Regions from separate parts of the Homo sapiens genome. Here region 2 is linked to region 1. A link is a loop called in an ENCODE intact Hi-C map of the cell type or tissue named here. Cell type or tissue: heart right ventricle. All regions are shown on one strand. Links, peaks and the distances in the headings refer to the core of each region. The heading gives the core; the rest is flanking DNA.

Region 1 (15,463 bases), core at 5,419-9,418:
ATATTTCTATTTTGTCTGTAATTTATTTATTTAACCTATGGGTTATTTACAATATTTGTGGCTTTTTCTAGATATTTAATGTTTCTGTTTTTTAATTAAGTACATTTTTGGTATTCAGAGAACATACTCTGTAAGTCCTATTCAAGTGAGTCCAGATAGCATGAAAGCGCACTCTGGTTACAGAGGAAAAAAGCTTTCATGATTAACTTGAATTTAAAACGTTAAGCTAACAAAATAAGTTATCTTTTCCTATTTGTTCCTTTGAAGTGGTAAGCCCTACTATTGGCTGAAACATTATTCTGGATGTTTCTGTGAGGGTGTTTTCTGGATGAGATTAACATTTAAATTTGTGGACTTTGAGTAAAGCAGATTGCTCTGTATAATGTGCGCAGGCCTCATCCAATCAGCTGAAGGCCTTAATAGAACTAAAGACTGACCTCTCCTGAGCAAGAGGGGATTCTGCTGGCAAACAGCCTTCAGACTGGCACTGCAACATCAACACTCCTTGGGTCTGCAGGCTGCCTGCCTACCCTGCAGATTTTGGGCTTGTCAGTCTCCATAATTGCATGAATCTATTCCATGAGCCTATGCACACACACACACCCTATTGGTTTTATTTCTCTGCAGAACCTTGACTAATTCAGACATCTAGTTGTGAAAACCATAGACAAGAGAGCCCCTCTGCCCCCTTCCCCTAATACTCCAAATGGCTTCAGTGGCCACCTTTTAAAAATATTTGTTTTAAATATTCATATTTTAAAAATTGTAAACATTGCATTTCAAATTGTGTCAGTATCCTGCACACTTTGAGTTACCCATGGGTACTAACTCACTCAGCATCTATTTTCTTACATAGTTGATAATCACCAGGAGCTGCTAAGAAGCCCAGGTATAAATCCCACAGGAACTGGTTAATAACTGAGCCAAATGGGCATGGAGGAGACAACACAGGCAGATGATCTGTTGTGTAACCATAGACAAGCATCAGATTTCTCATGTGTTAAATGTAGAAAAGAATCTTTACCTTATAGGCTGATGAGGGGTTACATGGGATAGTGCACTGGCTTACGCACCTAGCCTATGCTTGGCACATAGCAGAAAACCACCAAAGCTGAGGTTTTTCAGAGGTCTCTAGATGGCAAATACCATGTCCTCATGGGTATCCTTCCCACCTACCCATCCACTCAAAACTGACACAGATCAGTGGACATACAATCAATTATTGTGATCGCCTTTCATTGAGTTCCATAGGTGTAAGGACCTATCATTTGTCAAATTTCATTACCCAGGGATAAACATGTTTGACAGGGTAGTACATATTTTTATGTATCTGGTATTATTTTCATATTATTTTATATTCTTTTTACCATGAACAATGTATCTTGGCAATATTTTACATTAGACATGTTAGATATACCTGATCTTTTTAAATGGCTACATAATATTCTATTATATGGTTAACTACATTTTATTGGCTATAGATGAACATTTTGGTTGTTTTTAGTTTTTCTTTTTCCTTTTTTAAAGTAAGCTTGCTTTTCACCAACAAAGCTCGTGCAAAGATCAGGTACTCAATATATTTTTGCCACCTTATACCACTGTATTTTAGGATCTTCCCTATTAGTTCCTTAGGTAAATCCTTAGATGTGCTAGATTTGCTTTCAGAATTATAACATCATTTTCTACCCCCAATAACAGTATAGAGAACTTCCTATTCATCCACACCCACATAAAACTTGTATTTTCATATTCATACATTCTAATTTTTCAATACATTTTCTTGCCTTATCAGTAAGTTAATCTTTCTTTTATTATTTATTCTTAGCTTATTATTGTTTCAAATTTTTAACATCTAAATGTTTAATTCATTCAGATGTCTTTTTAGGATCGGGAAAATTTATATTATCCTAAAGTATTAACCAATTATCTCGACAGCATGTCTTTACTGCTAAATTGTGAGCTGTAACACATCTATTAAAAAATGCAGTAATCATAAATAAATAATTATAAAACAAACATCCAGGTAACATATAACCAAACTCAGGTCAAGAAATAGAACTTTGCAAGCACCTGTAACCCATCAGGTGATTTTTTTTACTAATTACAAAATACTACCTTCTTCCCAGAGGTAACCGTTATCCTAACTTTTACAGTCATTATTTCCTTGTTGTTCTTTAGAGTTTTACCACCTATAAATGCCCTTCCAACCATTTATTTTTGCCTGCAGTTTAACTTTAAGTAAATTTAATCATACTGTTTTTATTTATTTAGTCTTTATAGTACTCAAATTATGTGAGTTATGCCCATCCATGTTTTTATGTATAGATCTAGTTCATTCTCATTGCCATTTACTGTATCATTTCATGAATATAACATATTTATTCATTCTCATCTTTATGGATATTATTTTCAAATTTTTGGTTATTTACAAATAATGTTTCCATTAACATTCATATACATCTCTAATGGGTATTTATTAGAAGTTGGATTGCTGGGTTATAGGTATCCGTATCTTCACTTTTAATAGATAATGCCAAAATGCTTTCCAAAGTGATTGCATCATTTATACTCTCAACAGAACATTTTTTTCTGGATACTAGTTTTTTGTCAGTTATATCTGAAATATATTCAAAAGTAGTTTAGAAAAATAAAACAAAACCTGACTGTATCCACCTTTATGCTGTAACAATTTTCAATTTATGGTCAACCTGTTTTTATTCCCACCCACTTCTTTCCTACCATATTATTTCAAAGCAAATTCCAAATAGCATATATTTTCATCTGTTGATGTATCAGTATGTATATCTAAAAGATAAGCCCTTTTTAAATTTAGCCACAATATCATTATTACACCTAAAAATAACTCCTTAATATCAAATATCTATTCAGTGTTCAAATTTTCACTTGTTCCATAAATTATCATGGTTTCTTTTGTTACATTTGTTTCAGTTAGGATCTAACACACATTACCCTTGCTTGATATGTCTCTTAATTCTCTTTTAATCCAAAGGTTTCCCATTCATTTTTATAAAATATGCTTTTATTGTGGTAAAATATACACAACTTAAAATTTACCATTTTAACCATGTTTAAGTGTATGGTTCAATGGCATTAAGTACACTCAAATTGTTGTGCAACCATCACTACTGTTCATCTCCAGAACTTTTTCATCTTCCCAAACTGAAACTTTGTGCCCGTTAAATAGTAACTCCCCATTTTTTTGCTTCCCCTAGCCTCTGGCAACTGCTGTTCTACTTTCTGTCTCTATGAATTTGACTACTCTAGGTACCTCATATAAGTGGAAACGTAAAATATCAATCCTTTTCTGCCTGGCTTATTTCACTTAACATAATGTCTTCAAGGTTTGTCGATGTTGTAGCATGTATCAGAATTTACTTTCTTTTTAAGGCTGTATAATATCCCATTGTATGTATATACCATGCTTTATTTATTCATTCATCTGTCCATGGACATTTCTTGCTCTGAAATCTACTGTGCTGATATTAATCTAACCATTCCATCTTTCTTATGATTTGTGTTTCCATACTATTTCTTTTTTCATTCTTTTACTATTAACCAATGTGTGTCTGTAAATGTGTTTCTGCATAAAACCAAATACCACACATTCTTGCTTATAAGTAGGAGCTAAACATTGAATACATATGAACACAAAGAAAGGAACAACAGACACCAGGGCCTACTTGAGGGTGGAGGGTGGCAGGAGAGTGAGGATAGAAAAAACTACCTATTGGGTACTATGCTTATTAACCTGGGTGACAAAACAATCTATACACCAAACCCCCATGACATGCAATTTACCTATATAAAAAGCCTGTATGTGGCTGGGTGCGGTGGCTCACGCCTGTAATCCCAGCACTTTGGGAGGCCGAGGCAGGCGGATCATGAGGTCAAGAGATAGAGACCATCCTGGCTAACACGGTGAAGCCCCGTCTCTACTAAAAATACAAAAAATTAGCTGGGCGTGGTGGCGGGAGCCTGTAGTCCCAGCTACTCGAGGGGCTGAGGCAGGAGAATGGCGTGAACCCGGGAGGCGGAGCTTGCAGTGAGCTGAGATCGTGCCACTGCACTCCAGCCTGGGCAACAGAGCGAGACTCCGTCTCAAAACAAAAAACAAAAAACAAACAAAAAAAAAAAACCTGTATGTATACTCATGAACCTAAAATAAAAGTTAAAAAAAGAAAAGAAAAGAAAAGCCTGTTTCTTATAAAAAGCAAACAAGTGGTTTGGCATTTTTACCCAATCTGTCAATCTCTCTGTTTTAGTCAGTGTTCCTCAGAAAGACAGAACTGGTAGAATACATAAAGAAATATATGAAAAGGGATTTATTAGGGGAATTGGCTCACTTAATTATGGAGGCTGAGAAGTCCTACAATAGTCTGTCTGCAAGCCGGAGAGTGAGGAAGGCTGATAGTGTGGCTCAATCCAATTCCAAAGACCTCAGAACCATGGAATCCAATGGTGTAATTATCAGTCTGAGGCCAAAGGTCTGAGAGCCCCAGGTTGGGTGTATGGTGAGGGTTGTGGGGGGTGGCTGCTGGTGTAGTTCCTGGAGTTCAAAGGCCAGAGAACCTGGAGTTATGATGTCCATGGGCAGCAGAAGAAGATTTTCCTAACTCCAGTAGAGAAATGGTGAAAATTCACCTTTCCTCCACCTTTTTGTTCCATTGGTCCTTCAGCCGGTTAGATGGTGCCCACTCACATTGAGGCTGCCCTCTTCCCCCACTCAATCCACCAATTCACATGTAAATCTCCTCTGGAAATACCCTCACAGACACACCTGAGGAAGCCCAATCATTTTAATCGAAAGCAAAATCACCTAGGTTTCCCTTTGAGCAGAAGAGAGACTGGCTCAGTGCCCACTGAAGCACTGAGAATAAATAATGCTTTAACAGCTATCTGAGTAACCCTTAATCTAGTCAAGCTGACACCCAAAGTCAACCACTACACTCTTCTTTTTTAGCGGGCATGCTTAGGCAATTAATGTTTGATGTAATGATTAATACAATTGGATTTAAAACTAGTATTTTGCTATTTGCTTGCAGATGTCCCATCTTATTATTGTTCCTTTTTACCCTTTTTTCATGCCTTATTAAAAATTAATTGAGATGTGAGGAGCTAGATGTCAGCAAAATGGCAGAACAGGACTTTCCTGCACTCATCCTCCCACAGAAACATAATCTGAACAACTATCTGGGCACAAAAATAATTTCGCAAGAGCTAAGGAAACCAGTTGGCAGATTACAGCACCTGGGTATAGAACAGAAATAAGAAAAAAACACATTGAAAAGGATAGGAAGGAAAGTTTTACATTACCCACATCACCCCTTCCTGAACCCCAGGCTGCACAGCTTGGAGGTACCATCCACTTGGGGGAAGGAGAAGGAAGTGAACACCAGACTTTTTCTTGGATCCCAACACTAGGCCCATCCCAGTAATACCCAGCACTGGACCCGCCCCCATGGTCCCAGACTCTAGGCCAGTACCTGCAGACTGAGCCTCCAGGCCTGCTTTAGCACTAGTCTGGATCCCACAGCCCCAGGCTCCAGGCCTGCTCTAAAAACTCAGTGTCTAGGCCTGCCCCACTGCCAAACTGACCCCCTGGGCTGCAGGCTTCAGCTTCACCCACCTCCCCCATCCCTGGTGCCAGACCTGCCCCCACATATTTAGGCTTCAGGCTGCCTTGGTACTTGTCAGTCATGTATTAAATGTTTTACACATATTAAATATGTAATTTAGTCCTGAAAACTCTGTGAGATACTTCAAACTATTAGCCTCATTTTATAGATGAAGCACAGAGAAGTTGCAGTATCCAAGTTTTACATTCAAGTTTATACAAAAGCTAAGTAAGTACAATTAATTCAAACTAGGATTTGTCCAATGCCATTCTTCTTACTAATATGCAAAGTCTTCAACACCCGAATCCTTCAGCCATTTTATAACTCTGAGTCTAACCATCTGCATGAAAAGCTGTTCACAGAGGATTCAGGAATTTTTCTCCCCACAAACGAATTTTTTGCCTCTATCACAACTAGTCATTCCTTAATAACTGTGACAATGATGCTCTACTGTTTTTAAGACTTTTTTCTGACCACTGAACTTTTTTCTGGAGTCATTTATATCAAACTGATTAGTGGTAACTTTATATTCATAATGAGCTGCAATCTTCCTAAAAACAACTTATGAGAAGTTTACACATCTCCCTTTCTATTGCATATATTTCAAGCTAACAAATCAAGAGCAAATCTACTTAGACAAGTACCCAAATCCTTAGCAACAAAAAGTTTAGTGTGTTGGGTGGCTAAATGTGACTAATTTTTGTTAGTACTACAAGTAGCTTTCAATACATCAGTATGGCTAAATAAGGTCATGGAAAACATAAATAGGATGGAGATGTCTAGGGAAAATGAAAAACTATTCTTTTCTGAATGAGAGTGTTGAAAAAAGTTGGGATATTAGGGGTACAGTATTGAAGAAAAAAGGGTTATGTGTATGGTATAAACTGGAAGAAAGAGGGCATGATACTGAGCTCAAACTAGTTAAAATTTGTGACTTACAGTTGCGATCTGGAAATCTAAGGGCAAGGTGCTGTAGGATTATGGTCTCAGTGACTCACCTAATGGAAGGACCTCACATGCCCGGGAGCCCCTCAAAAGAGTAGGTTCCAACTGACCTGTACATCTTAAACTTCAAAAAATATGTCTGCCTAAAGGGTCTATATTTATATTATGACTTCAGCAGCAGAAACAGGTGGCTGGCCTTTTTATCCTCCTATCTGGAATCTTTTTCCAAATGTACATATCTTTATCATATTTCTGATTATTAAAAGTATATAATAAGTTTATGGAAAAATTGGAAAAGAATAAGAAATTATCAAAACAAAAGTAAGAAGCACAATCCAAATCATTACCTCCTTTCCTAATTCACCCCATTCCCTCCAATCTGGTTTCAAGGATTGGACTCCAAGGGAAATGATGGCTATTAGTGGCTGAGAGGCGATTGGATGGAGGAGACTGCCACTTTTCTTTTCTTGTAGCTTAGAAAAGGATAAGTAATCCTCCCTCTCAGCACAACCACAAAAAAAGTAACAATGGTTAATATAACTTTGGGAAAATGCAGCCCCTCCCTGGTAATCAGAGAAAGGCAAATTCTGACCACAGGGAGAAGGCGCCACTTTTGACCTCTGGAATTAGCAAAGACAAAAATGAGTGACAGGGCCTGGTGTGGTGTGGGGTGGGAGGTTGGTAAGCCGGTCCACTTCTGCAGCGCTGCTGGTGGGAGGGGAAAGTGGGGACCAGAGATGGGGGATGACATAATCCTCACGTGATCAGGAGCTGACGTGAACCGAAGTCCTTATATTCCCGGGCTTCTTTCTCCTCTGGGTACCAGCTCCTTACTGCCCTGCAGACAAGCGTGCCGTGCGTGCTTGTGGCCAAGGGAAGGAAGAGGTAAATTCCTTAAATCCCAGCAGGTTGGAGTGAAGGAACCACTGGACCCCCGGGGTCAGTAGTGGGTGAATCTAATGACTGGAATAGGTCCAGACTTGCTTTCCCAAAACCGCTGCAAAATCGTCGGAGATAATTGTATCTTTTGCAGGGGGAAGCAAGGGGGTAGGTCGAAATCTTTTGAGAGACACCTAGAGATTTAGTGACAGCTTTGAAATAATCGGCTTCTCTCACCCTGGCATGCTTTCTTTTTATCCTTCTCCTCATCTTTCTCCAATTTTGTTAAGAGAAAATTTTAGGCCTGGGGTATGTGTTGGTGTGTGGAGAAAGGCTGAAATCCCGGGATGGAGACAACAGAAATTTAGAGATCATTTGAAAATAGTTCACCTCACTCAATGCCGGCCTGTGGTGGTGGGGTGGGGCGCGGGACGGGGCGAAGGAGGGAGACGCGGGCCTTGCAAGGCCCAGGCCTGAGGGTGAGGAGTGGGGAGTGGAAACGGAAATCCTGAAGGAAAGGATACAGACAGGAAGGAGGGGCCAGGAGGTAGAAATCCGGGGGGCGATGACGGTGATGATGAGAATCCCAGGTTCAAAATAATAACGTCTGTCTTGTCTCTGGAGCTGGTTGATCCACAGATAGCTCCTTCCTCCCCGCCCCTTCCTTTTTGTTTGGAGGTCCCAGGATCTGTGTTCACAGACATCTGGGGGAAGAAAAGGAGCAGGAAACTACCCCGCACAGGTCAGTATGAGAGAGGCACTTAGACTGAGATCTCTGAGGATAGGAGTCGGGAAGGGGCAAAAGCTAGGCGAAATTTGCGGCTTCGCAGTCCATCTCCTTTTCTGCTCCGCCTCTCCTGCCTATTGGAGAGGCCATTAGCTTTGTCTGCTGGGGAAACGGTGGGTTCCTGAGGTGGGAGGGGAGAAAAGGGGGAGATGAGAGGGTGGAGGGAACTGCCGCAGACTTATGAGGTCTGGACCTGTGGGGCAGAGATGGGAAAGTATCTTGCCTCAGAGAGAAACTGACAATCGTGATTCAAAAGTAATGAAGCAATTTGTCTTTACATTTTCTCCCTAGAGTTAAGCAGGAAACAACAACAACATCATGCAAAAACCCTGCAAAGAAAACGAAGGAAAGCCAAAGTGCAGCGTGCCAAAGAGGGAGGAAAAACGCCCGTATGGAGAATTTGAACGCCAGCAAACAGAAGGGAATTTTAGACAGAGGCTGCTTCAGTCTCTCGAAGAATTTAAAGAGGACATAGACTATAGGCATTTTAAAGATGAAGAAATGACAAGGGAGGGAGATGAGATGGAAAGGTGTTTGGAAGAGATAAGGGGTCTGAGAAAGAAATTTAGGGCTCTGCATTCTAACCATAGGCATTCTCGGGACCGTCCTTATCCCATTTAATTAATTTCTCTGACAATTCAATTATTTTCTGTTATTAATGTTGCCACTGCTTTCTGTTTGTCTGCACTTTCTTGATAAATATTTGCTATCGTTTTACTCCAGTCATTCGATGTTGCTGAGATTTACATATGACTCTTGTCAACATCTCATCTTTTGACCCAATCTTATTCATTTAATAAGAGGTCTCATTCATTTGCATGGAAAAATGCTCATTGTATATTGCAAAGTGAAAATAACGAGTTGCAAAACAGTGTATACATATATGTGTGTATATATGTACACTTTATTTGTACATTTCTATGTGACATAATGCAAAGGAAAGTGTCTGATTTTATTATACACCAAAGGTTAACAGTGAATCTCTGTGTGATCTCTTTTTTTTTCTTTTTGCCTATCTGCATCTTCTCACTTGCCAAAAAATGAATATATGTTTATGTGTGTATATTACTTGTGTCACAAAAAACCCTAAAGTAGACAGTAAAAGAACTTGTCAATCGCCTTTGGAAGGCAATGAAACACTTAATAAACTCTCAATAACAGAAGCGTAAAAATGAAATGTAAACCTCCAATTACCTCTGGATCTCTTAGCCAGAGTAATAAACTGGTAATTATTACAGATACACACGTTTAAGACTCAGTCTTTTCATAGGGAAAATATTTGCCTCACAGGGCTGCTGTGGGAAGGAAATGAGGCAGTAACCAGCTGTGCTCAGTGGGATCTTGTTCCCCACTGTGCATACAGAATCCCAACCCACTATAGAATACACCAATAACTTCAGAGAGGGCCTGGCATGATTCAACTTGTACTCCGGAACAAGTCCAGTAGGCAGAGGTGGGGGCTTCCCTATCAGTCCTCTGTTATTGAGCCCTGTCTCCTCCCCTGGGTCCTGCCACACCTGCCCAACACTGCTGCCTCTTCTGCTGGGCCCTGTGCTCTCTGCTGGCCCCACTGCTGCTGATGCACTGCAGTCATTCAGGGCCAAAACCCAACCGAATTCCCTGGAGTCGTCAGTGGGTTGAACTCTGACTCTTGTCGTCTAAAGCTTCCTGTGCTTTATAGTGACATTTAACACAGGTGGGACTTCTCTAGGGTTGCTTGGGCCACAATGTCTTTCAGAGCCCTTAGTAAAACAGCCCCATCTGTTTTCAATCACAAGACCCTTCCTCTCCATAGGAGTCAGATGTGATGAGTCCACTTGGGATTTGGACTAGGGTATAAATTTAAGTCAAAGGCATCATGCTGTATTCAGAGTTGCTGCTCTAAGTCTAAGGAATGAGGCTTTGTCCTCTTGTGAGATAATCTCTTCCTGAAGGCTCCTGGCAGGCCTGACTTAGTGTGTTCAGAATAGTCTTGGGAGATGTGTAAATTGCACAATGTGATATAGGAAACAAATCTAAAACCAAATCCCTGCTTTTCATTTTTTCTCCCTGGAAACATGCAAAAATGCTTCATAAGACTAAGATGTGTGTGTGTGTGTGTGTGTGTGTGTGTGTGTATACATGCACATAAATGTGTATGTGCATATACATATATAAATATATATGTGCATATACATATATAAATATATATGCTATGTAAGACATGTATACTAATACATATATATTAAGCTTAATATATATGCTTTGTAAGACTAATATATAAGCATATATATAGTCTTAATATATATTAGTATATATAATATATAAATGTCTATATTACATATTATATGTAAGTATATATAATATATAAATGTCTACATTACATATATAAGTATATATATTAATATGTAGTCTTAATATACATTAGTATATATATATTAGTCTTACAAAGCATATATATGTAAATGTATAGAAATGTAAGCATTATTTCTAAACAGGATTTTTTACATTTTGCATCTCAAAGTAAAGACGACATCATATCTTTTATTATACTTCTATTAATCTATTAATCTTATTAACATACAGTGGGCATTTAATAAATTAACATACAGTGGGTATTTAATAAATGTGTACTTAGAATTATAGTGCCCAGTTTTACTTCTGATTACATTAAGTTGGTAATAACTCCTCTAGAAACTATATTTTTAAAAGGAGCCCAGTAAGAAAGGGATTATTCCCCAAATTCAGCCTATAAAATTATTCAAATGTTAAATAGCTGGCCCCTCTCAAAAAGTCATCTCCTTACATTATAATCATCTGGAGTGCTTCTAAAATGCAAATTTCTAGCCAGGCATGCTGGTGCACACCTGTAGTCCCAGCTACTGGGGAGGCTGAGGCAGAAGGATCACTTGAGCCCAGGAGTTTGAGGCTGTAGTGTGCGATGATCATGCCTGTGAATAGCCACTGCATGTCAGCCTGGGCAACATAGCAACACCTCATCTTTTAAACAAAAATGTAAAATTCTAACACATATCTCTCCATATACACACATACACGTGCAAACACACTGAGATAAAATCTCTGTGCATTTGGCCCTGGAATCTTCATTTTGGGATTCCCATGAAATCATGGTCTCCACTACTTCCTGATAAACATCATAGACTTTGTTTCATCTGGGCTGTACAGAGGGAGTCTTCTTATAATCAAAGACCGTACTGGTTAATAGTTGATAATTAGGGGCTCCTAAAAAGTAAAATGGGGGTATCATACCATAAAAATTCTGCAGAGGACATAAGTAGGGTACCCATATAAATAGGATACCCAAATAAATCTATTTGGAGAATAAACATTATTTAGCTTTCCTAGGAGGCAATAAGACAATTCTAAAAAGAAACAATAAAAATGACAAGATATTACTACCAAATAGGCAAACAAATGTTTACTTATGATAATTTTATTGCAGATGTAGGCATTTTCATACTGAATGAGAGAGTAAATAATGGCATCCATTTTTGTGCTTCTATTCACAATAAGTTGAAATGCTGTCTATTTTTCATATTCTAGGACCTAACTTCTATTGCTTTGAATTTGTCCTAAGAAAGTAATCATAGTTATGAGCAAATGTATAGCTATATGCATATTTGCTTAAGGCTTTTGTGTATTTGCAAAAAAAATTAACCTAAGAATTGAGCGTTATGGACTATTCAATCAAAAGAAAAATGAACATAGATTCCTACTCCCCGCATACACAAAAATGTATCCAAAGTGGATTAAATAAAAAAGTCTGAGAAACAAAAATGAAATAGCACAATAAAAATCAAGAAAACAATTTTTATAATCTCGTGATAGTGATTATCTTCTTAAGCAAAAAGAAACCCGAAGGTTATAAAGGAAAAAATATAAAAGGTACAAGGAGAAGAAATAGGCTGAGAAGAAATATTTGTAATACCACGACAGATAATGGGAAAATATCCCTAATATCCCAATAGCTTTTAGAAATGGAAAAGAAAAAGATAAACCAGTAAAATATGTGCAAACTATACAACCTAGCACTTCCATTACATTGAATTACTGTAGAGATATATTTACAGATATGCACGGGAAAGCAAAAATGATGTTTACTGTGGCATTGTTTGTAAGAGCCAAAATATTAAAAACAGACTAAGGTATCAATCGGAAAATAGTCAAACTGTGGTTCATCCATACCAAGAAAAACTACACAATAGTTAAAAAGAATGACATTCGTATATTGAAGCATCTCCAGGAATATTGCTGAATAAAGGCAATAAGACAGTTGATTCTCTATGATAGCCTTTAGTGAAAATGCAAAACAGAGATATATAAATTTCTGAATGGATATCCATCAAACTGGTTAAGTATTTAATTGTAAAGAAGAGATCCAAACTGGAAGTGTGTTTAAATCAGTATATTAGGATGGACTAGACTATGCTTAGTTAATTTTTTAAAAATGCAATCTGTATTTTAAAAACAGTTGATTATTCTTTCATGTCATAATTTCAGTGAGGGTTATTGTCTCTCATGCATGGCTCTGCTCTATTGCTTTTTTGGGTATCTAACCTGCATTTGTCCTGTAGTCTGGTATTCCAGATGGCATACATGGTTTCCAAAGTTACCAGAAGGATAGCAGAAGGATCACCTGGGGTTGTTTATAAGCCTTAGAAGTGTCTTATGTTACATTCTATAGCTGCAACATATGTGCAAGGGAGGCTAGGAAATGTAAAAGAACACATACTTTTTGACCAAGCAACCTTACTTTCAGGCATCTCATCTATAAAAAGAAAAGTATGTGTACAAGCATGTTCATTGCAGGCAGCATTGCTTTTAGTGGCAAAACATACAAATAATTTCATGTTAATTAATGGGGAATTGATTGAATAATTTAAGGTACATTTATATCATAGAAGGTAGATTCATTTGCATATGTATTTACTGACCTCTGCCAAGTCTTACAAGACTTCCAAGCTGAAATAAAGGGATACAAGATATGTAAGCCAAAGTCATATGAGAAAATAAAGAACAACAGTAAGGTAGCTACACAGGAAAATATAAAAGCAAGTAGTATGGCATATATGGCTTATAACTCCTCTTTTTTTCCTATATGATTTAAAAGACAAATGCATAAAACAATAATTATAAAACTATGTTAATATGCACACTTGGTAAAAATATATTATTTGTAACAATAACAACATAAAGGGGGGATGGAGCTATAAAAAATAGAGTTCTTGTGTTGAAAATAAATTGGTATTGTTATATAAAAGAAAAATGTGCTACGAAGATGTTAATTGTGTTCCCCAGAGGAACCAATAAAGAAAAAAACTTAAAAATATGCAAAAAAGAAATAACAGAATCAAACAAGTACACAAGAAAAAAATTCAATTAACCACAGAAAAGTGCAGTAATGGGGAATTGAACCAAAAAGGTGCAGATACATAGAAAACAAATAGCAAAAAGGCAGAAGTAAATCCTTCCCTGTCAATAATTACTTTAAGTGTAAATGAATTAATGTTTTAAAAGTACCCAGGATTTGTTTTAATCAAATATGGTAAGATATACTGACACAAAAATGACTGTCATGAAGAAAGACTTTTTATAATCACAGATACCTAGAAACAGAAAGTATACCATAACACACAGGGCCACATGAGGAAGCACCAGAGTCAGTCATGGGCAGAGCAAGTGAAGAAAAAAAAAAATGAGGGCAAGAGGCTTTATTGTTTTTTTGTTTTGTTTTGCTTTTGTGTGTGTGTGTGTGTGTGTGTGTGTGTGTGTGAAGAAACAAGTGTGGCAGCATAGGTAGGTTTGGAATTGGCTAATTCGAACCATTTCAATGGCTCAGGGATAAAAGGCTGTTTCTAGCTGTCTGTTACCTGGCCCTATTGTGATTAGTGCTGATAATTAGTGTGATATTAGTGAGAGCCTGATAAAGGAGATATTTGGTGGTATGGGTTCTGGATTGGTTGGTTTGCAAATGAAAGGGGTGCTCACAGCTGAGTTGTTTGCTATAGCTAGGAATTAGCTAACCCTGGGAGGAGCAGTCCCTTTAGGGTCAACAAGTCCCAGATATCACAGTTATCAAATACAGAAACTAGAAAACGTGGTTATTAGAACTAAACTCTCCAATTAGAAGGCAGATAGGCAGAACAGAATTTGAAAAAGCATGATCCAACTCTACACTGTCTAAAACCGACTCTTTTTAGATTCAAAGACCAAATTGTTTGACAGTGAAAGAATGAGAAAAGATATTCCATGTAAATAAAAACCAAAAGAGAGCTGAAGTGGCTATGCTAATACCAGGCAAAATGGACTTTAAATAAAAATTGTTATAGAGATAAAGAAGAACATTATACATTGATAAAGTGTCAATCCATCAAGAGGATATTATAATTTTAAGCATATATGCGCCTAATAACAGAGCCCCAAATTACACGAAACAAAAACTGACAAATTGAAAGGAGAAATGGATGGTTATACAATAATAGTCGGAAATTTCAATATCTTATTCTCTTTTTTATGCTTTTTTTCTTGCTTCAAGTGGGGTTAGATTAATATCCTATTCTCAACAACAGAACAACTAGATAGACATTCAATAAGGAAATAGAGGACTTGAACAACACTATAAACCAACTAGTCCTAACAGGCATATGTAAAACGTCCCACCTAATGACAGAAAAATACACATTCTTCTTAAGGGCAGATGGAACATTATCTAGGATATGGACCATATTGAAGCCACAAAACAAAATTCAATAAATTTAAACACAATAAAATCACACAAGGCATTTTCTCCAACCAAAATGGAATGAAACATGAAGTCAATAACAGACAGAAAACTGGAATTCCACATATGTGAATGGCTCAAAGAAGAAATTGTAAGAGTAGAAAATACTCTGAGATGACGTAAAATTGAAACACAACTTATCAAAACTTATAGGATGTAGCAAAGGCAATGCTCAGAGGGAAATTTATAGCTTTAAACACTTACATTTAAAAAGCATAAAGATTCCAAGTCAGCAACCTAACTTTACATCTAAACGAACTACAAAAAGGGGGAAGCTACATATACAGCTATCAGAAGGAAAGAAATAGTAGAAATTAGAACAAAGATAAATAAAATAGAGGGAGTGTCATCAGCAAGATGGCATTATAGAAAGCTCTCCTAACTTGCCAACAAATACACTGTTTCAGCAACAATTCACAAATTTCCTTTGTGATA
Region 2 (15,463 bases), core at 6,499-10,498, 330 kb after region 1:
AGTCTCCTGGTTAGAGGTGATACTTTATTTCTATATTCTTGAAGGGCCTTGTGAACAAAGCCTAAATTTCAAAGAGGGCATAGGGAGGTGTGTCCAACCTCCTGTTTCCCATCATGGCCTGAATTCTTTGTTTGTTTGTTTTAGACTTCTTTGGAATTTCCTTTGGCCAAGAGACTTAGAGTCAAAAAACTGCCATTGTGGGAAGCTGTCCATTGGGCCAAGGGTCCAACATTCCCAATAAACTTACTTGAGGAGGCAGCTCACTGGGGCTAGTAAAAGAAGGTTAGCTCTAATAGTGATGGGGAGCTTTTTTATGTGTCACCAGGGGCAGTTAGCACATTCTCATGCCAATGACCCTTTTGTTTATACTGGGCACGCTGATTCTGGCCTAGTGAATCAGTGGGCCAGTGAGTCAGGGCTCTTATCTGGGCATATCAGATGCCAATCTCGTGATGCTTTCTTGGGATGGGTAATTCTGACGTGGCAGGGGACTTAAAGCAACTGTTAATGATTGCACTTTTTGGCTATTTTTTGTTTTTGTTTTTGTTTTCTCACCTATTTTGCCCTGTCCCTATTGTTGTAAACTTTAAAGTCCTCATCTAAGATCTGGGTCTTAGGGGCTGGGTGCAGTAGCTCATGCCTATAATCCCAGCATTTTGGGAGGCTGAGGTGGGTGGATCACTTGAGGCCAGGAATTTGAGACTAGCCTGGTCAACATGCTGAAACCCTGTCTCCACTAAAAATGCAAAACTTAGCCAGGCATGGTGGCGGGTGCCTGTAATCCCAGCTATTCAGGAGGCTGAGGCATGAGAGTAGCTTGAACCCAGGAGGCGGAGATTGCAGTGAGTCAAGATGGCATCACTGCACTCCAGCCAGGACAACAGAGCAAGATTCTGTCTCAAAAAAATAAATAAATAAAGAGAGTTAGCTCATTGGGATTTGAGGTCTCATTGCTGCTTTTTGTATCTTCCTCCTAATGTCAGGTGCAGGATGAGTAATAAAATGTACACCCAGGAAAGCTTGCCCTTCTGGGGGGTCTGGGTCTGCACTGGTATATTTCCTGAGTCCCTCTATCAAACGACCCAGAAACAGAACAGGATTTTCGTCTTTTACCTGAGTTATATTTCTAGCTCTGTCATAATTGACTGGCTTAACCACAGATACTTCCCTCCACTTTTTTCCCACAGCACAGCGAACAGATAACAATATTTCTAAGTCATGACAAGTTAAATCAAAGAACATGGTCAACATAACACATGCCTGTATAAACTTTTCTGGATTTTCTGAAAACTGGCCAAATTTTTCCTCATATAAATCCAAATTAGATATAGAAAATGGCACATGTAACCCCATTTCCATTAGCTACCTCCTGCAATGGACACAGATTTTACTTTAGGGGCTAATATGAGGCTCCACTCCTGGTAGTATTGATTGGGCTTATTTTGGGGGAAATGGGGGTATAAGCTGGGGCTAGTTGGATGAGGGGGAGGAGTGTCTGATGACCTTGAGCTAGAATCCTTTGTTAGAGCACTGGCAGGACCCCCCTCAGAATTGGGGGACTGGGGAGACTCTGGGAAAGGCATAGGCCTTCTAGGAGAACCAGCAAGGAGGGGATCCTCAGATGGAGCTGTCTGGTGCCTGGAAGTAACATGAGCCAGTAAAGGGTCATAAAAGCCTGTACATAAGGGACCTCTTCCCATTTTCCTTCTTTTTTACAGAATAAGTCCAGTTGTAAATTATCATTACAATATATAGAACCATGTTTACGCCAAATTTGGTTTTCTAATTTGTACGGAACCCAAACCATGTTGCAATAGAAAATGAGTTTCTTTTTCATTAAACCAAATTTGAATTTGCTCCAATAGCCTAAAAGACATCCTAGTCGTGAGTCCTCTGAGACGCTCGTCATTGTCCCCATGGATACAGAAGTTTTAGAGGACGCAGAAGTCTTCCTAAGTCTAGCAAAAGGGAAAGCAACTGAGTCATTATTTTTCACTTTTAGATTCTCTCACTTCCTGCAGAGAAGGTGTAAGTATACATAGCAAGGCATTACAAAAGTGGATTACAAGCTACAAATGGACAGTAGAATGTTGAGCCTAAAATCCACAGTGAGGGTTAAGCAGAGAGGAGGGCTAAACAAATGGTGAATGGGAAGGGAGGAGGGGAAGAGGGAAACAGTATTACCCAAGGGGACACCTCAGAGGTATTGACTTGCTGGAGAACCTATCCAGCAGCGGAGACACCAAAATAAATGTTCAGGCAACCACTTTTCTACCGTTGTAGGTGGTTGTCTGTCAGGCCAGGAGCCTAGGAACTCCCTGTTCCTTCAGCTTAGAGAGGTTTGAGCAAGACAGTTGCTCAAGTCAGCACACAAGAAGGAGTCTGTGACTGCCTATTAGGGAAATAATAACTTCTAACTTCAGGGCAGAAAAAGGCAAGATCACTATTCCCCTAGGGCGAGGGATTATAACCCACAATCCTAGAGGGAATGTCAATGCTGAAAACCCCAGAGCATCTGGAAGGCAGCTGAAAATGCAAATGCTGAAAACCCAGAGTACCAGAGTTTCAGCCAGTGAGGGTCCCATCACCAAATGCCAGGGGCATCCATCCAGGGGGTGGCCAACAGTGAACCCAAACCCAAGTTGGGGTCACAGAACAATGTGACTCTGGTTTCCCAGAGTCAACACAATAGGGAGCCTCTCACAACCAAGTGTCCTGCCTTAAACAAATGCCCATATACAGTTATCAGAAAATCAAAGCAAACATAAGAGTGCAAACAAAACACACATTGCAGAAATGAAAATAAAACAACTGGTGGAGCAACAAAATGAAGTCATAAGAGAAAAGACTAGGGGAAGGGGTGACAAGGACGTGTTTCAGGGCAATCAAACAATGGGCGACTTTTAACTGAACACATAGCCAAAGGCTTTTATTCCCCAGCTTACCTAATATTGTGGGAGAGGGTGGAGGGAACACTCATTCATGCACAGTAGCCAAAATCATGATGACCAATGTTCTATGTGGGACCCGGGTGAAGGTCTCTCCAGGTTTCCTCAGCTTGGATGGTGATATGATTTGGCTCTGTGTCACCACCCAAATCTCATGCTGAATTATAATCCTCAATGTTGGGGGAGGGTCCTGGTGGGAGGTGATTGGATGATGTCATGATAGTGAGTGAGTTCTCATGAGATCTGGTTGTTTGAAAGTGTGTACCTCGCTCTTTCTTTCTTCCTTTCTTTCTTTCTCTTTCTTTCTTTCTTTCTTTCCTTCTTTCTTTCTTTCTTTCTTTCTTTCTTTCCTTCTTTCTTTCTCTCTCTCTTTCTCTCTCTTTCTCTCTCTCTCTCTCTCTCCTCCTGGCCATGTGAAGATGTGCTTTTTTTCCCCTTTGCCTTCTGCCATGATTGTAAGTTTCCGGAGGCCTCCCCAGCCATGGTTCCTGTACAACCTGTGGAACTGTGAGTCAATTAATCCTCTTTTCTTTATAAATTACTGAGTCTCAGGTAGTTCTTTATAGCAATGTGAGAACAGACTAATACAGGTGGGCTTGGCTGCCACATGGGGGCTGGAATGGACCAGTAACCCACCAGCCTGCTGGTCAGAATGGTGGGTCTCACATGAGACAGCAGCACTATGACCACTGGCTCATCTGCTCAGGTCCACCATCTGCCAGGGAAAATGATATCTCTGAAAAGAGCCTTTGGTTAGTGTTATAGCTCTGTAGTGTTAGCAGCTCTTTATTGTTACAGCTTTAGTGTTATAGCTCTTGCAGCTTCTCCATCTCTCGCCATTTCTCCACTTGTCTCACTGACTGCCATCTCTTGTCATTGTCTCTCACCAATTACCACCTCTCAGCTGATTACTGATTGCCACCAACTCTGTTGTCTTGCCATCTCACCTCTCCATCCATTGCTGCCATTTTCACTGCCTTTATCCCTTCATTGGTTGCCAAATGATGCAGGGCAGTTGAGCCCCAAAACTGGGGCTTAGCCAGGGAAAGTTCTTGGTAAGCCAGTGGTGTTAGACAGCAACTTTCATTGAAGTGGCAGCATACAGGAGCAGCATAGGTACTACTCCTTGTAGAGCAGGAATACTCCATAGGCAGTGTGCCCACAGTAGCAGCTCAGTAATTTTTACAGTAATGTTTATACTCACTTTTAATTATATGCAAATTGAGGGGCAGATTATGCAGATATTTCCAGAAAAAGGGTGGTAACCTCCAGGTGTTCCCATGGCATTGGTAAACTGACATGGCACATTGGTGGGCATCTCTTATGGAAAGCTACTTCCACCCTGTCCCTGTTTTAGCTAGTCCTCAATTTGGTCCAGTGTCTGAGCCCCACCTCCAGAGTCAAGTCCTACCTCCTAGTTCAGGATGCTTAGGATAATGGCCTCTAGGTCTATCCATGTTGCTGCAAAGGACATGAGCTTCTCAACATCACTAATCATGAGGGAAATGCAAATGAAAAAGACAACGAGATACCATCTTATACCAGTCAGAATAGTTATAATTAAAAAATCAAAAAATAACATGCTGGCAAGGTTGCTGAGAAAAGGGAACACTCATACACTGCTGGTGGGAATGTAAATTAGTTCAGCCATTGTGGAAAGCAGTTTGGAGACTTCTCAAAGAACTTAAACAACACTACCATTCGACCCAGCAATCCCATTACTGGGTATATACCCAAAGGAATATAAATCATTCTACCATAAAGACACATGTATGCATATGTTTATCATAGCACTGTTCACAATAGCAAAGATATGGAATCAACCTAGGTGCTCATTAGAGGTGACTGAATAAAAAAAAATGTGAGACATATACACTACGGAATACTATGCAGTCATAAAAAAGAAGTTCATGTCCTTTGCAGCAACATGGATAGAGCTAGAGGCCATTATCCTAAGCAAATTAGAAAACCAGATAATGCATGTTCTCACTTATAAGTGGGAGCTAAACAATGAGTATACATGGACGCAAAGAAAGAAACAATAGACACCAGGGCCTACCTGAGGGTGGGGTGTGGAAGGAGGGAGAGGATTTAAAAACTACCTATCAGGTACTAAACTCATTACCTGAGTGATGATATAATCTGTACACCAAACCCTCATGACATGGAATTTACCCATATAACAAATGTGTACATGTACCCCTTGAACCTAAAATAAAAGTTGGAAAGAAAAATAATTACTCCTCAGAGGATGGCAAGAATAGAATTTATAAAGTCTGTTATACAGTTCATTACAAGGTATGCTTAGCAGAATCATCTGTGCATGTTTTTGAAAATATAGTACTTGAGTCCCTAGCAACAAAGATTCTGACATAGTACAGCATAGGTACTACTCCTTGCAGAGCAGGAATACTCCATAGGCAGTGTGCCCACAGTAGCAGCTCAGTAATTTTTACAGTAATGTTTATACTCACTTTTAATTATATGAAAATTAATGGGCAGATTATGCAGATATTTCTAGAAAAAGGGTGGTAACTTCCAGGTGTTGCCATGGCAATGGTAAACTGACCTGGCACATTGGTGGGCATGACAGGTCTAGGATGACATTTGTGTTTTAAAAACCGTCTAAGGCAAGACGCTCAAAGTAAATAAAATTCTTGGAGCTCCTACAAGAAGGTTTTACTAATCTGAGTGAAATAAAAAAGAAAAAAGACTACTGTTTCTTTCTACTCCAATTACCCCTCCTCTTCTTGGTGATGAGATGGATGCCAGCATGTTAGAGAGCAAGCTAAGAGGAAAGTTGATTGGAATTACATTTAGTTTGATTTTAGTTGGATAATTTACTCATTTGTTTCTTAATCTCATGTATAATTAAGCAATTACCAGTGAGATTTCTCAAGGTAGCAGGTGGAAGCTCTAAGAGTCAAACGAGGGTTGTCAGACTCTAATGATAATGAGCCTAACACTATACTCTATTGTCTTTCATATGCTTAGTAAACCATTGAAAAATCTTAGACCTCACTTTAAAAGCATAGTGGTCTGTCATCGGCCTCCTGGCAGCATTTGATACTATTTCCTATTTCCTACCTGATTTTTTTAGTCTTAGTTCCCACTGCTGCCCAATAAGTAAGTATCATATGATTAATCAAAAATTGACTATTGGCCTTTTTTTTTTACACTAACCATGCCTGTGGCTTTGTCCAATCACATCTACATTAGTTCATATTAATTTCGTGAATGAATTGGCATGAAATACTGACACTGACTAAAATACCATAAAACACAAAATATACCACTACAATGAGGACATTAACATTACACTGATTTGTGTATGCTATTGAGTATAAAGATTAGTATCTGCACAAGAAAACTTGAAGTGTTCTGAATTCTTAAACTTGACAGAGGTTGACAGCAGTTTCCACAAATTTGACAAAACTAAAAATTCATCCATCGCCAATGATAAGTTGTAAAGCTGAAACTTTTATCAATAATAATTTTAAAATTGACTATGCCAAAGGAAAGATTGGAGTATCTTTTTTTTCTAGAAAATATGTTATTACAAAAAAAAAGAAAATATGTTATTACAAAAATGTCATAAGAAGAAAAGATCAAAGAATTCGTAGCCAAAAATTGTAGGGAAAAAAAAAATCACTGTAGAGGTATGCCAGGCAGTTAATTAAGACAATGTTATTTTTCTGGAAATTTTTAAAAAATATGTCAGCTGTTCAATTTTGTAATTTGTTGTGATTTCTCATAATAAGTAAATGTTGACTTTTGTACATAGTTGCTTGAAATGCTCATACTTTTTAATATTCTTTTTCTTAGAGTCCTCCGAATTATAAATTTCATTACCCACAACCCGAATCTGTCCCTGAGGTCATAAAAAGTAGGAGCTTCTGAGTTGGAATTGCAAAGGGTTAATAGGGATGTGGATGTGGTTGAGAACTGGGAAATATAGCAATTGTGGAAGTTGAATTAATATCATTTGTAAAGACCACAACATTATGACCAGCTACTGAAATCTGAAAATCCAAGGTGTCCTCAGTACTACGGGATTATGGGACCTCGGTGTCTGACTTCATGGAAAAGCCTCACACAACATAGTGGCCCCTCATAAGGGGAGCCTCCAGCTGCTCTGTACATTTCAAACATCCAAAATAGTGGCGCCTAGAGTATCTATATTTGTATTACCATTGAGCAGCAAAAACAGTTGGCTGGGTTATTTACCCACATGCATACTTGAATCTACCTCCTGCTTCCCATCTGAAAATAAATAGCTCTTTTCTATTTTCTAGTGACAAACAGGATGTAGGCTGTTAGTAATAATAGTAAAGATAATAACTATAAGGAACAGAACATACAAATAAATATTGAAAAGAATTGGTGAAAACCTCTCTCACTCTCACTCCCAGTCTTGTTTCCTGAGCCCCATTTCAGCGTCTGGACAGAACTGCCAGGGAACTGCTAGACTTTAGGGTCTTGGCGGACGGGAGTTGGAGAATTTAGAGACAGGAGAGGAAAAAAGAAGACAGGATCGATTAACTCTAAAAGGCTGATCCTCCCTGATAATCTGAGAAAGGCGAATAAATACTCCAGGAAGATGATACCCTTTCGGATTGTTAGGTTGGGCTGGGGATGGGCAACCCGGCTTCTGCTGAAGTGCTGTTGGGAGGATTAATTAGGGATCCGAGCTCACTGTTAACACACGGGCCTCACTGGACAAAGGGCTGAAGTGAATTGAAGTCAGTATGTAGTCTGAGTTCTCTTTCCATCCTGAGCACCATCTCCCTATTGCCTTAGAGGCAGGCGGGAGCGCTTCTTGCTGCTAAACAGAAAAGGAGAAGACTACTGTTGGCTGCGGATCTGAAAAGGTTCGAATGATTAAAGGCTATCTGAAGGCGAAGGAGAAGATCATAGCGCATGCAAGACTACATTGCCTATACCCCTTTCCGGCCCCTACTCCGATTTATTTTAGGGGAAAAAAAATGGTGGGCTTGGGGGAGGGATCTGGGATGGGGATGGCGGTCAGGTTTGGGTACCGTGCCCCTATTGTATTGAAAGCAAGCTGGCTTCTCGCTTAGGGAAAGGAGAGGAGAAAAATGTCCTGGCCCCCCGCCAAGTCGGTGTGAGGGTAGGAATCACCTGCAAACCTCTGGAATGGAAAACGGACACCGCAGCGGGTCTTGTACTGCAGTTCCCACAGCCACGCCCCCTGCCCATTTTGATTCAGAAAATGGTGGGCAGTGGGGAATGCTGGGGAGATGAGCAGAAACCCTGCATGGGTATTAGCTTCCTATTGCAGAGGATGTGGGAGTTTTGAGCGAAACATAGAAAAAGAGGTATGCACCCCGGATGCCTGAAGGTGGGCATGAGAGTGGTGGGTGGGGGCGGGTGCCCTTCTGAAACTGCATTCTCTACACTCCTGCCCTGCCTCCTCATTCCCTTTTGGGGAAAAAAATATCTCAGCAGCTTAACACAGCAAACGTTTATTTCTAGCTCACAATAAATGCCGAACATGTGTTGGTGAAGGTGTGGGGTGAAAGGGCCCTGGTCCCCAGTCTCTCAGGACCTCAGGCTGACAGAAGCTCTACAGCCTGGAACATCACTGATCACTATGGCAGGGGGAGAGAGTAATGGGAATCTCTCATCCCACTATAGGTTAGTCTAGAACTAACATGTTACTGCGGTTCACAGCTGATTAGCTAAAACTATCATATGGTCTCACCTCATAGCAAGGGGATAGAGGGGACAGGGGATTAGAAAGTATAGTTTTCTGTGTAGGGTGGGTGTAAAGTGAGAAAAAGAAACTATAATAAAATATTCATAAGAATTCAAGGGGAGAATGCCTTTCTAAAGTACTAAAGCGAAACAAAAAATTAAAAGTTCTGAAGAAAAAGTAGTAAATGTAATATAAGAAAATTAAGCTTCTATGGAGCAAAGCAAGAACGAATGTGACCTTGCTTTTGGTTTTCTCTGTGATGCCATTTTGGGAGCTCTTCATGTCTCCAGACCATTCTTCAAGGCCAGTGGCAGTGTGATGGGTGTTAGTCAAACTGGAATTCTGTCTGGAGTGAGATCAGGTTCCAGGCTCACTGGAATTAGTTTTATAAGAGAGGATAAATCCATCCCCCTAACGCTAAGAGTGGTGGTGCTTAGGCAGGAGGTGGAAGGGCTCACTCAGGCCACATTCCCCTCTGGGGTGGGTCTGACTTTTGTTTCTCTGCCTGCAGCAGGCACAGGGCCCTTTTAGGCTAATGGCCAAGCTGCCCTGCACAGACACACCTGGAGGAGGAGAACCGACTGCCCTATTGCAGGTCAGAACACTTTGCCTTTCCCTCCTTTCCCCTCTCTCTTTTGGGGAACATTTTGTAGGGGAGGAGATAAAGCCCCAAAGTGTCCTGGCAGGAAACATTCATTGGGATAGTCTTTGAGCAAGCAGATGTCTGAACAGATCTGACCAGGTAACTTGAGGTTGAAGCAGAAGGGGCTGACCCTTCTCTCAGAGTCCAGTTAGCCCCCAAGAAGACTGGGGCACACAAAACCTCACCCATCCGTCTCCCACCCACCTTGCTCAGACTCCCAGAAGGGCTTTGATGTGCCCTGGCCTGTTTGGTTGGTTCTGCAAGGACTTTAGCTCTGTGTCTGCCTGGTGCAGTGCATCTGATGCCTCAGTCATCCCAAACCCAGAAATACAGAAGACCCCAGATAAAGGGAACTTGCAAAGACATGTGGTCCTACAACTCAGGAGAAAGGGGGTGTCACTTTCTATCTGAAAATCCCCATGCACTGCAGGCCCAGCTCATGACTTGGGAGCCAGGACAGTCAAGCTGTGAATTGGTATGAAGATGCTTTTTAAGGCATTGGTGGTGGAGGGTCAGCAGCATCCAGAGCCTGCTTCTGTGGGCCCCTCACCACCTGCCTACCCACACAGAAGGCTGGTATGTCAATCGCATATCCAAGCAGTGACTTATCTGGCCAATTCCAGAGCAGAAAGCACGGAACAGCCAGAACCTTGGAGAGAGAGCTCTGTGCTAACCAGGATCCCCCTGCTCTTAGGAGACAGTGCAAAAGAGTGTGAGCCCCTCTGGTGGGGCAGCATAGAAGGGATCAGGCTCAGGGTCTTTGCAAAATTTTCAGGGTTGAGTCAGCAGAAGGTAAGTGGACAGCAAGGAAGCAGTCACTGAGTCAGTCTACCCTTACATTCATGATTCGTGCTAAGGACACACTTTTCCCAGACTGCTCCCACACCATGACTTAGCACAGCTGAGCCACTAGAGCCATGCCATTTCTGCTCAATGGGAGACTTTTAATCTTTGCTTGTACTCCCCATTGGCCTGGTCCATAGCTTCTCAAATGAACTGAAGTCTGGGACTCTTTCTACCTAATTCTTCTTCCTTCCCTCTGCTTTCACAGATGTGACATGTGGATCACAGTCTAAAGGCTCTCCCCATCTTCTCTTGCTCTTTCTCCCTTTATCTATTGTGTTTCCCCAGTAAATCTATTTATGTCTAATCTTGTTTTGACATCAGCTTTTAGGTAGGCCTGTTATACAATCATGGTGCTTTCACAAATGAGATCTCATGTTTCACATTTCTCAAAACCTGCTCCTTTTCAGAGAGCCAGGATAGTACAGTAGCTAACAGCTGTCAAGAGTAGTCACTAACTGGGTTCAAATCCCAGATCTGCCACTCTTAGCTGTGTGTCCTTGGCCTCTGTGCCTCTTGTAAAATGGGGATAATTCCATTACTTCCTCTTAGGGTTGTTGTGAGGTTTACATAAATTATTACATAGTCCATTTAATGTCAACACATAGTAAGTAATAAATATCAGCTGTTTTTTGTTGTTGTTGTTGTTGTTGTTGTTGTGGGTTTTTTTTCCATCTCTGATAGGTGAAGTCAGAGAAGGGGGAAAGATCTCACCAGGCCCAGTAGCTATTAAAGGGTTTGGCACTGGAACTCTCATTCTAAAGTTCTGGAGCTCTAAGTACATATGCTTTATTGATTTTTAACCTATAAGCTAAAATTAAGTTTCAGGAAAACACATGAAACAGTTAAATAGCTTGATTATTGTTGCCCCCTACTTTCAACTTCACTGGATGTGTAACTCCCAAAATGAAAATGGTATGATGATATTGTTCCTTTTCCTGTAGGATCCATCAGACAGCTCATTCTGGAATACAGAAATGGCACTGAAGATCATACCTGCGTTTTCCCCTTCTTGTTATTACCTTTGCAAATGTTCTTTATAAAGTAAAGAATGTCAAAGGCATAACTTTCAAGGAAGGGAGGAAGCAGAATAGGAAGGGAACTAATATTTGTTTGAGTGTCCACTATGGGCCAGATGAAGTGTTTCATGTTTTAAGTTGGTTCTCTCTTTAATTCTCATAATTCTGTAGGCAGGCAGAATTGTTTTCTACCAAGGTAGGCAGCCGTATCTTCCCTAAACAAAGAAGTAAATGGAACTCAGAGGTTGAGTATATATTCCAAGGCCCTAAATCTAGTAAGTTTGAGAGCTTGGATTCAAACCCAGGTCTGTCACACTCCAAAACCCACACTCTCCCCCACTCTACCTTAAAAAAAAATTCTAATGTTATACTGTGATCTTCCAGGACTCAGGGACTAGTTGGTTTAAATTTCCATGACAGAATGTTAAATTAAAAGTTTCCTCTTAGGCATTAACATATAACAGATATGAAATCAAAGCCAGGTTTCCAAAGGAAATAACCAAGCGGCTCTAAAACCCACAAGGAGGATTAAAAGGGTCAAGAGAGGAGATATGAAAAAGGAAGTTTTGCGAGGAAGATTTCTTTGGGATGAGCTTCCAAGTTGGAAGAGTTGAGGTGCTTTCCTTTTCACTCCATGGATTCAACTGGACCCCCTAAAGCTTGATATGTGTCTCCTGGAGTTGGAAGGCACAGTGGAATGTGATCTACCTCCAGACTGAAAAATCTTCCTGGCTAGAGAATGTGGCTGTGGTGATGGTGGGAGTGGTAACTGTATTGTGATCTGTCCGCATTTCCAGTTTGTTGGGGGCAAAAGACAGATAGGTGTTTCCCATGTACAAGAAGTGGGCCACGAAGGAGAGCAAGCTGCTCTCAAAGAGAGCTGTTTGGGGGTGCTACAGATTCCAGCTGAAAAAACCCTATGGAATGGACAGCTGAAAAACTCAGAGCTGAAGGAGAAACAGCAATAGCATGTTTCTTTTTTTTTTTTTTTTTTTTTTTTTGAGACTGAGTCTCACACTCTCACCCAGGCTGGAGTGCAGTGGCGCGATCTTGGCAACCTCCACCTCCCAGGTTCACGCCATTCTCCTGCCTCAGCCTCCCGAGTAGCTGGGACTACAGGTGCTCGCCACCACGCCCGGTTAATTTTTTTTTTTTTTGTATTTTTAGTAGAGACGGGGTTTCACCGTGTTAGCCACGATGGTCTCAATTTCCTGACCTTGTGATCCGCCTACCTCAGCCTCCCAAAGTGCTGGGATACAGGCATGAGCCACCGCGCCCGGCTGCATGTTTCATTTTTGATACAGAGGTAGCAGTAAGGGAGCCTCTGATGAGAGTCCCCTTTAAACAGCTAGATCCGTAGAGAGTAAAGCCAACTTACTATATAACCAGACAATAATTTTCTGTTCCTTTCCCCCTTACTCTTTCCCTTCACTCTAACCGCGGACAGGCCTGAAGTCAAAATTAGCAAGCTGGGGAAGGAAGATGGGCAAAGAGAAGAAACTCAGTGCATCCCTTTGCTCAAATATGGGAGGTCACCTGAAGTTGGTGCTAGGCGAGCAGAGAAGGTCTAACTCTAAATCAAGTTCAGTGGCCCTTTATTATTTGGAACTTCGTGTTCTAATCACTGAATTCAGGCTCAATTTGTGATTTAAAGTGACTGTAAGGTGGCAGGAAAGCCATGGGGCCTGAGAGAAATGTAATTTTAAAAGTACAATATTAGAGACAAAAGTAAAGTTGCATTTTGATTGTATTTCACCAGTAGTTCTTGTTCAATATACTGACTACATTTGCTTGGTGCGTTGTTTGTGATGTGCCAAACTCCTGTGGATGAATACTACTACTGTTTTTGCATTAATTTTGCTACACCAGCTTTCTTTTGCTTAGTATTTGCCTGGTATATTTTTTCCATCCTTTTATTTTGAACTTTTCTGGATAATTCTAAGTGTGCCTCTGAGAAAAGGCATGAAACTAGATTCTGTGTCTTATAAAAAAAAAACAATCTGAGGTTTTCTTTTAATATGTGAGTTTAATCCACATATATTTATTATTACTGATCTATTATAGATATATTTCTACCTTTTTACTTTGTGTTTTCTATTTACCATGTATTTTTATTTGCATGTTTCCCTCCCCTCCTTTCCTGCCTCGTTAGACCAATGGAGTTTTCTTTGGAGTTTTGGAATTTACACATTGTCATGGCTTTAATGTGTCCCCCAAAGCTCATGTGTTGGAAACTTAATCTCCAATGCAAGAATGTTGAGAGGTGGGACCTTTAAGAGGTGATTAGGTCATGGGGCTCTTCCCTCATGAATGGATTCACACTGTTACTGTGGGAGTAGGTTTGTTATCTCAAGAGTGGGTTCCTGATAAAAGGATGAGTTCTGCTGCCTTCTTCCCCACCCCCTGCTCTTTTGACCTTCTGCTTCCACCATGGGATGAAGGCCCTCACCAGATGATAGCACCTTGATATTGGACCTCCCAGCCTCCAGAAACATAAGAAATACATCTCTATTTATGAATTATCCAGTCGTCTGTGGTATTCTGTTATAGTAGCACAAAATGGCTTAAGACACATGTTCCATTTTTAATCTTGTAGTGCTTATCCTAAGATTGTTTTCTGTTTTTTTTTTTGATGGAGTCTTGCTGTGTTGCCCAGGCTGGAGTGCAGTGGTGTGATCTCAGCTCACTGCAACCTCCACCTCCTGGGTTCCAGCAATTCTCCTGCCTCAGCCTCCCTAGTAGCTGGAATTACAAGCACATGCCACCATACCGGGCTAGTTTTTGTATTTTTAGTAGAGATAGGGTTTTGCCATATTGGCCAGGCTGGTCTCGAATTCCTGACCTCAGGTGATCCACCCTCCTTGGCCTCCCAAAGTGCTGGGGTTACAGGCGTGAGCCATCGCGCCTGGCCTCTTTTTTTTTTCTTTTTTTTAAGTTGTGGTTTTGCTATGTTGCCAAGGCTGTACTCAAACTGGTGGGCTCAAGAGAGCCTCCTGCCTCAGCCTCCCAAGCAGCTGGGATCACAGGTGCACACCACCACATCTGGCAGATTTTTCTAAATTATTTATCTAACTTTATATTTTTTAAACAAAATTTAGAGTATCTCCAACTTCTATCCTGTTCCTTATACATATTTTTTACATTTTGGAGATATATATATATATATACACACACACACACACACACAACTTATATACAAATATATATACAAAAATATATATACAACTTAAATACATATATATATACAACTTCTGATTATTGGCATTTGTATAAGCAAGCTAACTATTAATCATTATTATTACAATTCATAGTTAATAATACACTTTTAAATATATTATCTCATTTGATTCTAGAAAAAGTTCAGCTAAGTATTACCTCCATAATGAATTAGGAAGAAAAAAAGGAAGAAAGAAAGAAGAGACAAGATGGAAAGAGAAGAGAGCTCCTCAATTCTTAATGGTATCTTCTGGGGACCTCAGGCTGAGAACTACAGATCTTGGGAATATATTCTTTACCCTTTCCTTTTGGAAAGGGAGGAAGGAAAGAGAATTGTAATTTTTGAACATTTATTCTGTGTCAAAAACTTGCTGTAAGCAAGACAAACCTTACATTTACTAACTACTTTCCTTTTCAGGTGTTTCATGAGTGTCATGCAATTTATTTCACAACATGCTTCCGTACCAATCCACATACATTCTCCTGAATGAAAACAGGCTTATTTATGTTGATGATGAAGACATTGATAACAATAATAAATAACAGTTATAATAGCTATTTGTTATGGACCCACCTTGTTAGCTAGGCACTGAATGTCATGGGGGTAAATATACTCTTTAAACTGCCCTTCAGTTTTAGAAGGGAAGCCATCTAGATGTCTGGATAGATAAAGCGACATCATCTCTATAGTGTTAAAATAGAGAAACTTGCAAAATCAACAGAGTCCATGTGTGAATTTGTGTCCATGTGTCCACTTATGATAACTGCCCCCTTTTTTAAATCAATAGGATGGCCCAGTTTTGGATCTAATAAAGTACTTTATGACTTTCCTGAATATTCCTAAGATTTTTTTTAATGAAACAATTAACAAGAAGAAATCATCCAAAATAAAAGAAACTACCTATATGTTTAACTGGGACATATTAAATTATCAGTTTTTGAAATGTTACCAGCTACGTAGGAGGCTGAGGTGGATCGCTTGAGGCCAGGAGTTTGAGATCAGCCTGGGCAACATAGTAAGACCCCCATCTACAAAACAACAGCAACAAAAAAATTAGCCAGCCTTGGTGGCATA

The links. Peaks named below come from ENCODE experiments on the same cell type or tissue, not always from the same donor. Only the 100,000 strongest peaks of a DNase experiment are listed, where the experiment ranks them.
Region 2: a loop joins it to region 1, with 5 times the contacts of the local background. A loop is called at or near these places in 1 of 110 quality-filtered maps.

The regions. Positions count from the first base shown.
Region 1 is chrX:103,322,839-103,338,301 of GRCh38, forward strand. TCEAL7 (transcription elongation factor A like 7) reads left to right here and starts at 7,401. Exons shown (of 3, transcript NM_152278.5): 1 at 7,401-7,466; 2 at 8,085-8,202; 3 at 8,539-9,488. The coding sequence starts at 8,566. The coding sequence ends at 8,868. RefSeq lists an enhancer at 7,917-8,416. In heart right ventricle, for the core only: no CTCF peak of the experiment used is centred there; a DNase peak (open chromatin) is centred at 7,313; H3K4me3 peaks cover 1,561 bases; H3K27ac peaks cover 577 bases.
Region 2 is chrX:103,656,449-103,671,911 of GRCh38, forward strand. No RefSeq gene overlaps it. Among named protein-coding and RNA genes, the nearest start is that of MORF4L2, 23 kb to the right of the region's middle. In heart right ventricle, for the core only: no CTCF peak of the experiment used is centred there; no DNase peak of the experiment used is centred there.